2 separate regions of the Homo sapiens genome follow, and region 2 is linked to region 1. A link is an interaction called in ENCODE POLR2A ChIA-PET data of the cell type or tissue named here. Cell type or tissue: PC-9. All regions are shown on one strand.

What was found. Peaks named below come from ENCODE experiments on the same cell type or tissue, not always from the same donor. Only the 100,000 strongest peaks of a DNase experiment are listed, where the experiment ranks them.
Region 2: POLR2A ChIA-PET joins it to region 1 with 10 read pairs; 5 of 35 experiments call an interaction of 5 or more read pairs at or near these places.

What each region holds. Positions count from the first base shown.
Region 1 is chr20:49,674,440-49,676,939 of GRCh38, reverse strand. All of the region lies in intron 1 of B4GALT5 (beta-1,4-galactosyltransferase 5), which reads left to right. Among named protein-coding and RNA genes, the nearest start is that of B4GALT5, 38 kb to the left of the region's middle. RefSeq lists an enhancer at 263-342. In PC-9, CTCF peaks have their summits at 1,679 and 1,879; DNase peaks (open chromatin) are centred at 39, 839, 1,399 and 2,049; H3K4me3 peaks cover 2,288 bases; H3K27ac peaks cover 2,500 bases.
Region 2 is chr20:49,849,559-49,852,058 of GRCh38, reverse strand. It overlaps SLC9A8 (solute carrier family 9 member A8), which reads right to left. Exons shown (of 16, transcript NM_015266.3): 6 at 2,379-2,480; 7 at 1,215-1,249. Among named protein-coding and RNA genes, the nearest start is that of MIR12122, 13 kb to the left of the region's middle. In PC-9, no CTCF peak of the experiment used is centred here; no DNase peak of the experiment used is centred here.

The sequences.
Region 1 (2,500 bases):
ATTACATAGGTGGAATACAGAAGTATCCCTGCTTTTCAGCATGACTGCCCTTGATGACTCATCAAAAAACAGCAGTGCTAGTCATCTTAGACACAGAGGATGTGTGCCATTTAGACTTGTTCTTTTAAATAGTGAAAATTATTGCTTTATGGTTTTATTCTGTGCCCCCCGCCCTCATGCCCCTATGGGCCAGAGAGGCAGTTCACCAACTTCTCTCCAGTTGTGCCTCCCCTTCCTTCCTGTGACTTTAGGGAGTTTGTACGCATCTGCTCTAGTCCTAGAACCATGGGGCCTTCATAGCCCCTGCGCAGTAGCCAAGAGCAATGGGCCTTCTTACGGAAGGAAGAGCTCAGTTGGCAAGTATATCCTGAGCTGAGTTGTGAAGGCACACATTCATACCTCTCTTTATTTTTAATGGGGTTAGCACAGTCTTCAATCAATAGCTTAACTTCATCTCTGCTTTTATTTCTGCTCCTAGCATAAATTATTTAGCACAAATGCAGACATAATCTCAGAAATTACTTAGTATTAGTGTCCTGCTGTGAGCATCATTTTCTTGAGTGTGTTGTGTTCTAACCGCAAATTAGCAAAAGACCCTTCAAGAAAGTCTTTCTGTGGATTCATTTAGGGGGAATTTAGAAGGTTGTAGTCAGTGCTACCTGATCACTTTTATTTTCAGTGAAATTTTGTTTTATTCATAGTATAGTTAATAGCTTTCCTGTAACACACACACACACACTCTCTCTCTCTACATATATATGTATTATGTACATTTTTAAAAGTCACTTTTTACCTGGTAATATCTTAATCCCTTAAGGATTTGTCAGTTGGCCCATCGGTGGACTGAGTCACTTTATGAGTAGGGATTCCGAAAATGCCAAGCTTTGTCTGGGGGGGTTGGGTTGGGGGAGGATGCAATAATAAAAACTCTAACCTTGAAGATGCGGGGAGGGCCTACAGACATGTTGGAATTCAACAATTAGGTATATTTTAGTGTAGCCTCATAGTGCAGCGACCCAGCTGTAAAGATGAAGTCACTCATTCCTGTAATGATTTGCTAGCTTGTTGAACTAAAGTCTAGAGTTGAAAATTCTGCTCCTTTTGAACAGTGATCTAATTGTGAAACGGACAGTTGGCTACTGACAGTTTTCAAATATTAGCCAGTTGCTGATTTTAAAAATAACTGTGAGAAAGGAAGACCAAGGTGAGAAGAGACTAAAAATCAAACAGTCACATGAGGTTTTGTATCTTCAGACAGCTGAAGAAACCCGACAACCTACAAAGATATGATATTTGCTTGGGTAGTTGTAGTTCAGGTGTTTCCTTGTGCACCGAGCCCCTAGTGCATTGCTCATAATAGGTTCTGGGGCAGAGGTACCTGCTGATAGCTCCACAGGGTCATAAGCAACTTTGAACACCCCCAGGAGCCTTGTTGTTGGGCGTGGTGGGAAATGTTAATTGGCCTCTGAGTGAACTAGGAGGTACTGTTAGGATTCTTATCCCTTGATAAACTTACTCCCTGTGGCCGTCTTGTTAATATTTAAAAGTAAAGTGTAAATCCATTACAGGACACCATAATTTAATATTTGTTGCATTTCTGAGCTATGTGGTTGCCAGCATAGGGTCAGTATCCTAAGGCCTTTGAGTTTTCTGAGTTTTAACTCTCAGCTTGACTGTGGGGTGTGTGGGCTTGGGAATTGACTTTTGTTTGAGAGTAACAGCAATCTTAGGAATTAGTGATTTTTTTGGTCCTTGCAAATGTTACTGAACACACGGAACAAGCCAGCCACCAGGCTGCTCGTGGAAGGGGAAGGGAGGCAAAGTTGGGTTTGGTCCCCCTCCCCTGCTCTTATCCCCTCCACTCCCTTTTCTTCCTGAGCTCATGCTTTTGTTGTGATAGATTATTTTTCCCGGGATTTTTTGCTTTTGAAATCTTAGTTTTTGTGTCTTTGCACCTAGCCAGTAGGAGCAGCATTGTCTGAGATCTTAGCAGGTTCCAGAGAACTGTCCATTGTGGGTAGAGTTGGGAGTGGCAAGAACTGAAATTCCAGAGGCAGGAGCCAGGTTTTATGGACTTTTCTGAGTCATACTAAGCATGAGGAATTTGGACCTTGAAAGTGGTGGAAAGCCATTGAGAGACAACAGGAGGATATATTTATCATTTCTTTTAGTTCACCTATGACATTATAGGACGTTATAGGTAAAGACTAAATGCAATTCTTTTTCTTCTTCTTCTTCTTTTTTTTTTTTAATAGGGATGGGGTCTCGCTATGTTTCCCAGGCTGGTCTGGTCTCTGTAACTACTGGGCTCAAGTGATCCTCCCACCTCGGTCTCCTGTGCCTCCCTTCCCCTTCCATGAGCAGTCCTGCGGCTGGCTTATTCAGTAACATTTGCAGACTCACTAAAAAAAGTTACTAATTCCTGGGATTTTGTAATTCCAAAGTGTTGGGATTACAGGCATGAGCCACCACACCCGACCCTAAATGCAGTTCTTGATTC
Region 2 (2,500 bases), 180 kb before region 1:
TTCTGCACACGGAGAGGAAAACACTACCCGGCTCTAAGTCAGTGTGTCTACAGGGCAATTCCTTTCCTGTCCTCCACCTGAACATCCCAACCACTGATTCAATTCAACTTCACAGGAAGTTATCCAGCATTGTCTGTATCTCTAACCAGTTGCCCCCAAAACAAGTGGAAGGTTTGAATACTGTGATACCTTCCTTTACTGGGCATTTCTTTTTATTTGCAAAATACCTACCAAACACAGGACATCAGTTCTGCTTTATTTCCAGCTCTCATGGAATAGGACTACTTGTTTATGTATCAAAACTGTCTTACAACAAAAGCTCCAAAATTGTCCTGGGCTGGGGTGGGTGGTGAGTGGAGGTAGAAATAGAATTGGATTTGTTATCAGAGACACAGTTCCCATGAAAAGGGTTCCCAGATTCTAGTCCCAAGTTGCTAAACTGCTGCTAAATCCTGAAAGCTCTGACTGGCCCCATGGCAAGGATCTGGGGACGAACATGTGACCCTGCTGCCCAGCTCCCCAGCCATGTCACAAGACCAAATGCAGACACACTGAGCAAGGCTGTCTGCTCTCAGAGGGGGGAACCCAGACTATGCTCAGCATGGGCACTTTTTCAGCACTAGATCTGGTACCTTCTGAGAGACAACTGCCTCAACCTAGTGAGGTTGCTTCTCACTATGCAATTCTGGGAAATCCTGGATGGGGCTCATGGGAAGTGCTCACGGGAGTGGCTTCAGATGGAGGGGCTTTCTACAATAACCACAATAGAGGTCTTGGCCCTGCTTCCCCCACCACAGGCTTCGTGGGAATCCCAGAGGAAAGTTTCTCCGTCACTCCCCCTCTCCATCTCTAATCTGTCAAGAAGACTTTTTGTTACGGCGACTGAAAAGTCTTGTAAATAAGAAGACAATGGTACAGTGTACGCGTGCACACAGGCAGGGCAGTTAGCTGAGCAGAGTTACTCCCTCCCAAGCTTAAACTAAATCATTCCAATCAGCAATGCCCCACTAGGGATCTTCAAAAGTCTTTAGGATACTTTTGATTCATTTCAGAGATACAAATTAACTCAGAGTAAGATTCTATGGCAGAAATCCTTACCAAAAATAAATACACAGAGAGAGAATAGAACAGTACCACACCCAGGAAGCAATGTGGAGAAACATTTCCCCTGTCTGAAAAGCAGTCGCATGGGTGTTACAGTATGAAGGATTTACCTGTCTGTCATGTTGAGTTTAGAGATTACATCAGCCTGTAAAATAAAACACACAAACACACAGACACACACAAAAAAAAAACCCTGGAGAACAGCCAAGATTTAAATGTCCATTAGTGCTTTATTAAAACTAATAAGGACATTAATCTTCAGTTCCCAAACCACTTGAAAAATAAAAGCTCCTAAGCCTTAGTTGAAACATGCATTCCATCGGCATGCAACGAGAGTATGGAAAAGAATGCTACATTCTTCAAGCCCAATTAACTGTAGTTTCCTTAAGTTTATTCTTACTTAATACTAGAAGCTGAGCAATGAAGAAAGCTGCATGACAGACAGATTTATTCTGGTGCCATCAAAGCTGCAATATAGGTGAAAATCCAATGGAATGGGCTTTGGCTATTGAGAGAAGAAAGCAGCTGATGTGTTAAAGAAATCTGCCCGTCACTCAGATACCTGACCCTCAACTTAATTTTCAGAACTGAGACAGGCAAACTTTCTGCAACTGACAATAAAGGAAAAGAATGTGACATGCATGGACATGCATAATACAAAACTACAGATACTACCTTCCTAGGGATGTTTGGTCTAAATTAATTTGAAGTCTAAAGTAGAGACCACCCAACTGGTGCCACTGGGAAGTGGTTTAGCAATTGTGGAAAATCCAGAGTATATAATTCTACAGGTAGACAGCTTAGAATTGAGTGAAGAGATTCAGCATCACCTTTGATTTTATTATTTCTCCAATGCCAGCAGAAAAGCACATCTTTGATTTTTTAAATACAAATTTTTATCAAAAAACAGCATTCAACCCCAATTCAGTCTACTTGACAACACAGTTTGAAGTTCTTGATGGCATATATTTGGCTTCATTTTTAGGTATTCTAATTTAAGACAGTATTGGTTTGCAAATAAACTCAAATACTTTGGGGGGGATTATGGAAAAGTTTTACTCAATTCCAGATACCAAAGGTCTTGGAGGACACTTTGAAACAATTTAGCACGCCTCTACTGTGCCTCATATGAAGCTAGGATTTCCTTCCAGAAGGAATTTACCTTAAGGGTGAAACCCAGGCCCCACAAAGTGGCCCCATTTCACCTTCCCACCTCCCTGCACTAGCTCTAAGAATGTAAGACTTTCAAAGTGTTTCAAAGATGATTTTCTTACCTGACCCAGAAAATAAATTCCTCCACCTACTACAAAAGCGGAGATTGCCGTCCCAAAAACAGCAAACAGGGTGATGGAACCAATATTTTGAAAGAAGTTACCCTGTTTGAAAGAGCAGAAAT